Linked DNA regions of Homo sapiens: regions 1 and 2 are each linked to region 3. Evidence: chromatin contacts called from ENCODE Hi-C data. All regions are on one chromosome and are shown on one strand. Each heading gives the region's core, a stretch centred on a gene start or an enhancer-like site at or near the end of the contact. The rest is flanking DNA. Distances are from core to core; before and after follow the strand shown. Region 1 overlaps LOC107984195 (a long non-coding RNA gene). Region 2 overlaps LOC107984195 (a long non-coding RNA gene). Region 3 has its middle 40 kb from the start of LINC00703.

The links. A loop is a pair of places that touch in the nucleus more often than their neighbours do. Pooled maps may share reads with other maps.
Region 1: a pooled map shows a loop between it and region 3 (6-fold over the local background). The contact joins two enhancer-like sites. A Hi-C loop is called at or near these places in 1 of 168 maps with a recorded cell type or tissue (endothelial cell of umbilical vein), 1 of 37 single-sample maps with no recorded cell type and 8 of 50 pooled maps.
Region 2: a map of ascending aorta shows a loop between it and region 3 (2.5-fold over the local background). The contact joins two enhancer-like sites. A Hi-C loop is called at or near these places in 4 of 168 maps with a recorded cell type or tissue (aorta, ascending aorta and heart left ventricle) and 4 of 50 pooled maps.

What each region holds. Positions count from the first base shown.
Region 1 is chr10:4,033,408-4,037,370 of GRCh38, reverse strand. The region is part of intron 2 of LOC107984195 (a long non-coding RNA gene); the gene reads right to left. Among named protein-coding and RNA genes, the nearest start is that of MIR6078, 44 kb to the right of the region's middle. Within about 2 kb of position 2,395, at least 12 of the 41 ENCODE cell types and tissues checked have a DNase peak (open chromatin) inside an H3K27ac peak, as active enhancers do.
Region 2 is chr10:4,072,309-4,075,984 of GRCh38, reverse strand. All of the region lies in intron 4 of LOC107984195 (a long non-coding RNA gene), which reads right to left. Among named protein-coding and RNA genes, the nearest start is that of MIR6078, 83 kb to the right of the region's middle. Within about 2 kb of position 1,369, at least 4 of the 41 ENCODE cell types and tissues checked have a DNase peak (open chromatin) inside an H3K27ac peak, as active enhancers do; they include ascending aorta, where a contact is called at or near this core.
Region 3 is chr10:4,342,084-4,345,977 of GRCh38, reverse strand. No RefSeq gene overlaps it. Among named protein-coding and RNA genes, the nearest start is that of LINC00703, 40 kb to the left of the region's middle. RefSeq lists an enhancer at 700-1,899. Within about 2 kb of position 1,342, at least 20 of the 41 ENCODE cell types and tissues checked have a DNase peak (open chromatin) inside an H3K27ac peak, as active enhancers do; they include ascending aorta, where a contact is called at or near this core.

The DNA.
Region 1 (3,963 bases), core at 1,146-3,645, 310 kb after region 3:
AGCCTACATTTTAAAAAGTTGTCAATAATAGGTTGGATGATACACTTACTGCATTCTGTTAACTATGTATTAATTGTATAAACTAATAAAAAAATTTCATCTATCTTATTAGGATAGGAATTTCAAATCAAACTGCATATTTTTATTTGCTAAATATAAAATTGTATATGTGTGTTATTGGGATCAGCCTTGTACAAATAGTAATTATAATGACAATCCAATATAGAAAAATGTAACACTTAGAGCTGCATGGGCAAAATTAAAATATTTTGCTTTCAATTTATGTATTTCCTTCACAGAAGGAATTACGAAACAATCAATAAGAATGTTTTGAGTAAAGATTACATTAAGATAAAACCTATGGAGAAATAAAATTGGAATACAAGTTCAAAGAGAAAAAGGAACAATGTCCAATTTCCTGTAATTGAAGAGCTTGTTTGTGTTTTTCTTTTAATAGGTGGTGGTCAGTATCAAATCACTTCGTTATTGACATTTCACTGACTACATTTCGTAGAACAAGTTCATAGTTTCATTTTTATCTGTCCATAGTATCCTGAAATTTGCATCATTTGCAACTATTTCAGCATATGAAGAAAAATTTTGTATGTCCGTTAAAAATGACTGAGAGTTTGCATTTTGCAAAACAACAGGATACAACAGTGACAAACATTTGGAGATCAATGTTCTAAAGCATCCTGAAACATCCTTTCTCCCACAAAATTACCTGAAAATTCACATACTTTTTATTCATTTGAATAGCTTTGTCACTTTTCTCAAAATAGTGATCAATGAGAAATTCGCTTTATTATATGTTTCTATGATGGACTATGTATTATTTTGTTGAATTAAATAACAATTCATCACCATTTTAAATGATTTTCTTTCTTGAAGCTATTATTTCTGATGAAGTTCACTTTGTTTGGATTTAGAAAATCCACTCGGAGGGAATGTTTACCTTTCCTTTAATAATATGCTTTATACACGTTTTAACAGTAATCTTACAGCATTTTACAAATATGTATTTATTTATTCATTCATTCATTTATTTAATTATTTTAGAGACAGTGTCTCTATCATCCAGGCTGGAGTGCAGTGGCAAAATCTCAACTCACTGCAACTTCCTCCTCCCAGGTTCAAGCGATTCTCCTACCTCAGCCTCCAGAGTAGCTGGGATCACAGGCGTGCACCACCACACCCCACTAATTTTTGTATTTTTAGTAGAGATCAGGTGTCACCATGTTGGCCGGACTAGTCTTGAACTCCTGATCTCAAGTGATCCGCTTGCCTAGGCCTCCCAAAGTGCTGGGATTATAGGAGTGAGCCACCGCGCCTGGCCTAAAAATGGCATTCTTAGCATCTAGTAATCTTACAACATTTTAACAGACACACACACACATACACACACACTTAAGGACCTTTAGCTTTTAGCACATTAGAAATATATTAGGAGTTATTTTAAATATTAGCTTCATTAGACATACAAAATAAAAGAAATAAAATTACAGTAGATAATTGAAACTTGTAGTACATAGCGCGTAGATGTAACCATCTGGACTCAAACTGGGAGGAGCAAAATATAATCTTAACTGATACGTTCTGTTCTGAACAGATGTTTCCAACCCCACATGGAGGATGTGAATCTCTTAAAATAACACATTTCCAGGAGCAACATTAGAATTATCAGCAACACATTGCTGCTCACTAACCCTAAAGAAAGAGTAAATACAGACAGAATTTCATAAGTGCCTTCAAGATGGGAGAGGATTGTAATTTACTCTTCAGGATATTTTGCTATATGTGATAAGTGCCCAGTAAATATGTGTAAATGCAGCTGTACCCACAATTCTGTTCAGAAGTTTCCATATCCTGAAACTAAGGCAGGTCATGTGTGCATGTGGGTATGTGCTAACCATTCTAAATCAAAGGCGTGTCACCCCTGCCGAAGCCCTCGCTGTCAAGAACTCTCAGCATTCCTTCTCTCGGTTGAAATCCGGGACTAACGTTTCCTCTATTCAGAAACATTCAGTTCTTTCTTGCCCGTGCATGGCTAAGTGATCTTGTCCTTCAGATGAGATCCTGCATCCAGCTCCTTTGCCTGCATGTAACTTTTTCTTGCTTCCGGTGTGACGAATAAACCAGCAGTCATCTTGCTTTTAACCATCACCCAGAGTATTTAAAAGGGAAAAGTGGGAGGCGTCAAAAAAACAGGGGGACATGAAAGACATAGGACAAAAGTAATCATGGATAAAGACTTCCATCTGCTGCACGTGAAACAGTGTCTGTTTACTCTGGACTTTGATGGGTGCCTGTTCTCTACAGCAGGAATGAAGCAAAAAGTGAAACCATAATTCCTCCCCAGAGTGACAGCATTCTGGCCTGGGGAGCCGAAGTGTGCACATGAATCAGTCGCCGTTTCAGGCTAACATGACTGGAGAAGCAGACAGCACCTGGAGACCGGGTCTGGAAAGTGAACCCCACACTAAGTGTACTGAAGTGTGCAAGGGTCTTGGATGGAAAACTAGAATCCCTATTTTTAAAAAAAATCATGGGCATCTAAGGAAAAGAAAATACAGGCTCCAAGTTTTTGAATTAAAGGGGCTTTAGAGCCTGCTAAGCTGACTGACTTGATTCATCCAGAGGTCAGGTGATGTTAAGTGGCATGTCCACAGTGGAGACGCCAGACTCTGATAGGAACCCACTTCTTCGGATCCTTCTAACTTCCCTATGGGGTGAGGCGGGGAGTGAGGAGTTAAGATTGGGAAGCTCAGATGAAACTCTACAATCTAAAAGAGGATTCATTAAAGAATATGGGCCAAAGGGTTCAAAATCTATCACTTTCTCAAAACACAGTGATAATTTATTGCAGAAATAGGCTGAGAAAAATTAGGGTTCAAATGGAAAATCAGAGAGCATTTAGGAGAACATTAGAGGCCCAAACCAAAATGGGCTTTGTTTTGTTTAATTTGGTTATGTTTTGCAATGAGCAAAGTGCTCGGAAAAGGGCCCCATCCTTGAAGTAGGGGGAGAAAGGGCCTTGGGGAGGGTTGGAGGATAGAGGGACGAGAACAGGACGGGGGCGGCAAGGACAGGCAGGGACTCTGCCCCAGGGAGAAGCTTATTCGACGCAATTCCGCACAGTGGGCCCGGGTTGTGTGTCGACCAAGTCGCCCATCGCTCAAGAATCCTTAGTGCAGTGAGCGAGCATAGGGCCTTCAAACTGCTGTCCAGGGGACATTCCTAGTGTGAGGCCAGGCGGGTCCCAATACGAAGGAGAAGAGGGGCTCTGTGTTCCAGGAGCAGGTCTTTGGAGGAGAAAGTCCAGAGATCCTTGCGCAGTGAGAGCAGGTGCCCTTGTGCAGGGAGTCATAGGCTTGGGCTGGTCCAGAGATTTGGGGACAACCCCAGGGCCACTCATCTTTCCAAGGAGGGTCTATTTGTCTACGCCAGATCCTTAGAGCAATACTTCTGTCTCAGAACCTCTTCTCAATCCATCCGTGCTCCATCTCTAAATCTGGCAGGTGGCCCTCAGCACACATCTGCCTCCTGCCTCCCAGGCCCACCCAGCTGTGAGAATTATCCTATGCTGTGTTCCAACAGAGCCCAGGACTTCGTCCTCGTCCTGAGGTCCTGGGGCAGGAGCGCTGTCCTGGCTCCACCAGAAACCATCTGGTGTGGGTGGAAGGGGAGTTACTCGGTATTCCCAGTGGCTATTACCTCCTGTGTAAAGTCAGGGTGAATTTCTAAGCCCTTCACTAACTTTCAGTTTTGATGCTATGACTAAGAGGACCTTTGTTTTGTTTCATTTGGTTTTTCAAAATGAGTTGTGTGTGAATTTTTTTACTATGCCAGAGTCCAAGCAGAAAAGAAACCAACAGAAGGAGGATCTTCTATGACGGCTTCTTGTTAACATTTAATGCAAATAGAGACCTTCTACGAGACTCAAGACCAGGGCTGGCCCAGCCG
Region 2 (3,676 bases), core at 120-2,619, 270 kb after region 3:
GTGTTCAACACACAAAATCTCCAAGGAACTAGTGTTATCTCAATAACTCACAGGGATCTCAAGAAATGACTGCCAGTAAAGATCATCCTTTCAGAGAACTTGTATTTGTGAGAGCATTTTCTTCTTAGGTCATCCTAACTAAAAGGAACGGAAGGGAAAGGAGGGGCGGGTGTCTTAGTTTTCTGGGGCTGCTTTCATGTAGTACCACAAACTGAATGTCTTAGAAGAACCGAAGTTTATTGTCTCACAGTTCCGGAGGCTGGAAGTCCAAGATCAAGGTGTCAGCAGGGTTGGCTCTTCCCGAGGGTGTGCAGGAGAATCTGTTCATAGCTCTCTCCTGGCTTCTCATGGTTTGTTGATGATCTGTTTCATTCCTTGGCCTGGGGAAGCATCACTCTGAACTCTGCCTGTTCCCTGTGGGTGTGTGCATGTCTGTCTCTGTGTCTGAATTTGCCCTTTTTCTAAGGACGTCAGTCATATTGGATTAGGGCTCACCTTCACGACCTCTTTATTTCATTTTATTTGCAACAGGTTCTTGCTCTGCTGCCCAGGCTGGAGTGCAGTGGTACATTATCAGCTCACTGCAACCTCTGCCTCCCCGGCTCAAGCATCCTGACCTCTTTTAATTTGATTACCTCTGTGAAGACCCAATCTCCAAATAAAATCACATTCTGAGGTATTGGGGGTTAGGACTCCAATATATGTTTTTTTTTTGCGGGGGCAGGGGGACAAAATTTAATGTATAACAACAGGAAAGTGAAACAGTCTTACTATATACCCAGAGAAAACCACAAGAAAATAAACAGAAAGTAACCTAACTGTTAGCTTTCTATAATGGAAAATCGAATCAAATAATTTCCTCACTTAAAACACTTCAGTTGCTTGTCATTGCCCTGGGAATCAAGTTCAAATGCCTTCCCTTGCCTCCGGGCGCCTGGCTCTCCATGGCCTGGTTCCTTTTTACCTCTCTATCTGTATCTTCATGCGTTCCCCTCTGCACACTCAGCTCTGGCCTTGCTCACTGTCTGGGTTTCTGGAATGTGCCTTGACTTGCCAGCTTCAGCACTGGGAACACTGGTGTGCCTCTGCCGGGAGCATTTCTTTCCCACCCTGTCTGCACCTGAAACATCCTATCCTTTTGGGTGCAGCTTACAATTTTCTTACCTACCCATAGACTGGGCCAAGCACCTCCACAGGGAGCAATCACAGCCCTGAGTATCCAAAGGGTGAGACGAAGCTCCACCCTAAGCCTGTGCCTTATATCCCCAACCTGAAACAACCCCATGTGCACTAAGTGGTCATGAGATCAGCAAACTGGGACAAACACTCACCGGAACAAGCCAGCAGTGAAGACAAGCCACATGCACAGGCAGCCACCCTGATGAATCTCAAGCTCACTATGTTAAATCAAAGGAGTCATACGTAAAGTGCACATGGTGTGATTCTGTTGATATGAAATACAAATGCAGGCACAGGCAGTGTTTGAAGAGTCCATGAAGGAACTTTCTAAGAAAATGAAAAAGTCCCTTATCTCATTCTGGGCTTTGCTAACATGAATATATACAATTGTTCAAAGTCATCTAATTGGACACTTCAGAGAAAAACAATTTAATATTGACTTTTTACTGCACTATCTTTCTCTAAGCATCTCTCCCCAACCTGATAAGGCATTTGCTCTCAGCAGAGGCCTATAGAAGTCATCCATGCCTCCAGTTTTTAAAAGCAGCTTTTCTTGCCATGTGTTGTTCTAAGCTGCCCCTCTGGGTGTGACTTCTGGCGGCAGCTTCTGGACTGACACATTCATCCAGGCTTCCAAAGCTGGGCTGCAATGGCCTCAAGTGATGCCTCTGTTGCCTGCTGAGTAACCAGGCTTGTCCTCACCAGACCTTTAGAAAACACTGGATCTCAACTCCATTTATGGGAATTATTCCACTTCCTGTTAGATTGCATTTGGGAAATAATTTGGAGTGCCACCTCCCAGTGGTGTTTTTTATTCCTTCTGACTAAGCTTCTCTCTGGATTCTTGGTGAATGCTCAATATCTTCAAGGAAGGAAGGAAAATGATAGATAGAGGAATGATAGATGAATGCACACATAGAAGCAAAAGCTCCAGTCCCTCTCAATATGTTCTTCCCTCCATTCCTCAGCAAAGCACCATGATTCATGAGCATAAAAGGCCCTAGGAAGAATGTTTATGTTGCATCGTGTCATACATGATATTACATGGTTTCCCAAAGCACTATCAGAAAACTGTATAGACTAAACAGATACTGACAATAAATGGATGTCGTACAGACAACATAGAACTCTCGCCATTTTAGGTACTCAATGGGAGGGTTTAAATGGGCCTTTAAAAATCTTCAGAACACCAAGATTTAAAGAACGACTGTGACACTTAAGCTGTTCAGCCCATTGTCCTACCTTTAGGAAGTGGATATGTTTCCTCTAGAGTCTTTCACTATCATATTTAAAGAAAAGAAAGAAGGGGCTGCAATAAACACCATACATTATTTACCAAAAAAAAATTCTGGGAAAGGTTGTTATAATGACTCTATATCCTTGCATAATTTCTCACGTGAATCAGTCAGGGGCCCAATCCATTAGAATGTTAAAGGGATTCAAAGAGAGGAAACATCAGGTAAGGTAAGATATATAATCACACCTTTTTTTCGGTGGTAAGTAATAGAAATCTAACTCAAGCAAGCTTAAATAAAAGCTTAAAGAAGTAAAAGCTATGGTTCTAATAAAGGAGTTAAATCTGACATTCAATAGGACAAAGGAATCTTTCTAACCTACATATTTTTATGTGGTCTTTGTGATAAGAACAAAGCATGTCTGGGGAGCTACAAAGGTACAATTATTACTTAATAGGTCATCTAGAAAGAGCTAGAGGTAAAACAAAAAGGCTTTTGGTAAAGCAAATGAAATAATCTGTCAGTGATGGGTCAGTATCGGTCACCCACTGGTCTCTGCTGGGGCAGACCCATGCTTCCAGATGCAGTGTTGGAGAAGATTTCACCGCACGATGTGAGTCAGTGCAAGCCTAAGGGTCAGTGCCCGAGAACATGCCCAGGGATGCAGAGAGAAGCCAAGAGTAGACCAAGTTCACATCCCAGAAAGAGCATTCCTGTGATGGAGGGGCAACTGCATTGTGAATTATGATCAGTATTCTCGATGCTAAGATGAAACTGTTCTTCTTTCTACAACTTTATTTCAACCATATCTGTCATTGCCAAGAATATTTGATGACTTATCCCCTTGGGCAGTTTCAAATGGCACAGGGGAAATGGGAGAGATTCCATTTCTATTTCTCTTTCTGCCTCCCTTTCGTGGGCTAAGCCCAGAACCCTCCTGGGCTAAGCCCCAGCTTTGGGGCTGGCCTGTCCTGCATCAGTTGAATGCCTGTTTATTTTCCAAATATTCCTGATTTTTTGGGTTGGTCATGGTGGAGGGTGGGATGATTGGGGAAAAAAAAACACAACTTTTTTTTTTTTTTTTGAGACAGAGTCTCACTCTGTCACCCAGACTGGAGTGCGGTGGTGCAACCTCAGCTCGCTACAACCTCCACCTTTCATGTTCAAGACATTTTCCTGTCTCAGCCTCCCAAGTAGCTGGGATTACAGGCATGTGCCACCACACCCAGATAATTTTTGTATTTTTGACAGAGTTGGAGTTT
Region 3 (3,894 bases), core at 93-2,592:
CATGAATTTACGTTAAACCCTGGTCAACCCAGGTAGTGTAACAATCAACACAGACTTCCATGTTCTGGCAAGGGACAGTCAGTGAGAAAATTTTACATACTGGCAAACCAGCAGCAAAAATAATCAAAATATCAGGCAGGGAAGAAAAAAAAAAACGTAAACATGTACGAAGAAAACTTCAGCTGTGAAAGAAATACGATATTTAAGTTGACTAAAATCTTTCCTTTTTCCTTTAATTCATAAACTTCACCATTTTTGCCCCTCCCTCCCTCACTGCCTTCCTTCCTTCCTTCCTTTCTTTCTTCCTTCCTCCCTTCCTTCTTCCTTTCTTTCTTTTTTTGGACATTTACATATTATTAGATTTGTTCAGGTTTTGATCATTACTGGAAGATGAGAAATTCTTGCCTCCAAGCCCAAATAATGCTAACCCTTATTCTCTGGACATTTGACAGCAGAATTTCCTTATCCTGACACTGAAACAAAGATTCTATTTCTCAGCATTGAAAGGTCTGCCTACAACTCATCTGTTCATTGGTTGATGGATGGACTGATTTGTTCTTACCTGGAACTGATTATTTAGTAACTAAACTACACACATACAAACACACACACACAACAAATGCACATACATACAAACAAAAATTAAAAAACCACACACACTTAAACACATACAACACACATGCATACATAACACACACAAATATACACACACGTATCTGGGAGGTCCCAACCTTCCAGGGGGAAACTGTCTCATGCTGCTTAAAGCTTCCACAGGCCGCACCTGCTGTTCCAATTTGCCCCTCTCTCCAGTGGTTTGAAAGGTAAGCTGCAAATAAATGAGCACTATGTATAGCTGACCTTGCTTAGAGTGGCATTTTAATGCATTTGACTACACCTGCCTCTAATTTCAGTGTTGATATTTTAATGCAATCCAACAAATTTCTAGGAGTGAATTTGCAAAATTTAAGCAAGTATTGCAAGATGAGCTGGGAACAAGCAGGTGCTCTTCTGTAAAAATATACATGGGGCCGCTGCCGGCACTGATTTCCTTAGCATGTTATCAAATGCCCTGCTGTAGCAACAGTCTTTTTCTGTTTTCTTCTGATGCTTAACTGGAGGATGATTCAATCGTAGACCAAGAAACCGTGGTTGAATTACAACATTCAAAACAGCCCGTGTGTAATGGCTCAGAGCTCCTCTGGATGGATCTTGCATCTCTAAGCTAAATGCAAGTTCACAGATTCCTAAAAATACCCCCTGATGTGAGTCATCCTGTTCCAAAGAGCTCTGAAGAATGTTTTCCACAGAAGTGGCGAGGCACAGCCCCAGGGTGTGGAGCTCTCGTCTGAGTTATGTAGGCAACTTGCGTCAGCCACATACTATGTTATAGTCTCCATATTCCCTGGCGCTGAGCGTGGATAGCTGGAATGATCTGTTGAAATACAAACCTCTGCAGCAGCTTCAACTCTGCCTCCCATGCAACTTCCCCAAACAAAATGGATCTGTGTCAAAGGAGAGGTGCGCAGGTCACTCAAGGTGTGCTTTCTATCAAAGGGTTTTTTTCAAGAAAGAAACCCAAAGCCAGAAATAAACATGGTAGCCTTGGGCTTTAAGGAAAAAACAAAACAGACAAACAAACAGACAAAAAAAAAACCTGTCTTTCTTAAAGCTTCCCCATTTTCAGACTCTCACACTGAAAGTTGAGAGATAGTTTTGCCTCCTCCGTGAGGTGGGTGGAGGGTGCTGTGAGAGAGGGAATCTCAAGCTGGCCCAGATCAGCTGTGGAATAGATGCACTGAGAAGATGCTGAGGTTTCCACATAGATGCCCCCTTCTGTCACAAGTGCAGACTCTGAAGACGCAGTTGGCCTGGGCCCCATTGCTCTGCTGTCTCCAGGAGTCATTAGTGGCACTTTATCAGAGGATCCTGGATGAAAGGAGAAATCAAATCATTTTCTAAGAGTGGGACTTCAGGCATGTGAGCCTGTGTTTTAAGAGAGAATAACTCTTTTAATGCTCCGGAAACTGCACAGCTGGAAGACTGCGGCTCAATGTACACATGTGGATAGCACAGTTGCCTTGGGTCTTTCTTCAAAATAATAGGATATAAATTATACACGAGGAAAACAAGAGAGGGTTGGTGCTGATTATCAGCTTGGACAATCAATCATACACTTTAAATTTGAAAATAAAATATTTAGGGGCACATGGCTTCATTGACTCTAATAAAAGTGTTTTATCCTCTGATTCTCACAGAAAATCTCTAGAATCTTGCTCTTTTAAGAATTCATTATTCCCTTGTTTCCAAATAGGAGCTTACCAACTATACAATAATTTTTTAAAAACAATTTAAAAGTCATATGTAATTTAGAAATTTGTCAGATTACTACCTCGTAGTCTAAGCAGCAGTTACAAGGTTATCTAGAGACTGTTTCAGAATCTTTAGTTTTTGAGCCCTATTAAAAGAAACATATTCCTTACTTTATAAAGACATAAATGGTCAAGCAATTTTAAAAAGCAACCAACTAATACTTTATTAAAATTCATACAAAAATTTACCATCTTAACCATTTAATTTGAACAACTCAGAGCCATGTAGTACAAGCACAGTGCCGCACCAATGTCATCACTCTCTGGTTCCTGAATGTTTTCATCCCTCCGGAAGGAAACCCCACACACATTAAGCTGTCACTCCCCATTCTCTCCTCTCTGCAGACTCTAGCAACTCTCAATTTGCTTTCTGTCTGTGTGGATTTGCCTATTCCCGCGATTTTATCTAAATGGAGTCAGATGGTGTGTGGCTTTGTTTACTTAGCATGACGTTTTCCAAGTTCATCCATGTGGGAGCGCATGTTAGTGTTTTTCTCCTTTTTATGCCTAAATCATATTCCATTGTATGGGTGGACCATGTTGGGTTTATCCATTCAATCGTGGATGGGTATTTGGTTTATTTCTACCTTTTGGCTATTATGAATAATGTCGCTATGATTATTCATACACAAGCTTTTGTTTGAACACCTGTTTTCAGTTTTGGGGGGTATATACCTTGGGGTGGAATTGCTTCGTCATAGGGTAATTCTACCTTTAGCTTTCTGAGAAACCAACAACCGTTTTTTCACAGTGGATACAGTGGTTTCACCATAGTCCTTTCCCACCAGCAATGTGTGAGGGTTCCAGTTTTTCCTCATTTCCAGCAATACTTGTTATGTTCATTAAAAAAAAAATAGTTACTATAGCCACCCTAGTGGGTACGGGGTGGAATCGCATTGCGGTAACTCATTATTAAAATGCAATCTGAAGCAGCACCGGAATTACTGTGCACAGAGTGAGGTAAACTAGCAGGCTCATTCTATTTTCTATTTTTCTTTTTGTCCCATAAGAATATTTAGGCCTATTCTAACAAAATGGCCCAACTCTCCACTTTTTGCAGAGGCAGATGACATTTAATCTATAGCCATGTGTGTCTGATTGAATACACCATCTCCCACTACTCTTGTAATGGCAGATTTCTTGGAAGGAGTGGTTATTTACATTCTGGTCCTCCCCATTCCCACCCCTGGCTATTTCTTGACTAACGCTGATGTTCTACTTTATCTACACCAGAGAGACATTTCCTGCAAAGGTCCTCATGCTACCTTGGTCCCTCCATCTAGTCTCCTATGTTGAGTCCTTCTGCTCCTTGGCCTGCACCAGGCTGACCCTGCTGGCCTGCAGTTCTCAGAACATGCACTTCTCTTAGCATTCATGGCCTGCTACTCTTCTGATTCTTGGGGGTTTTCTTCTTCTGATCCTTATGTGCCCATCCTGACCACTTATCAGCTGTCCCTGCTACCCAGTGACATCTTTCCTTCTCCTTCCCTAAGTGCAGGGATGATTGTTCTCCTTAATGCACACT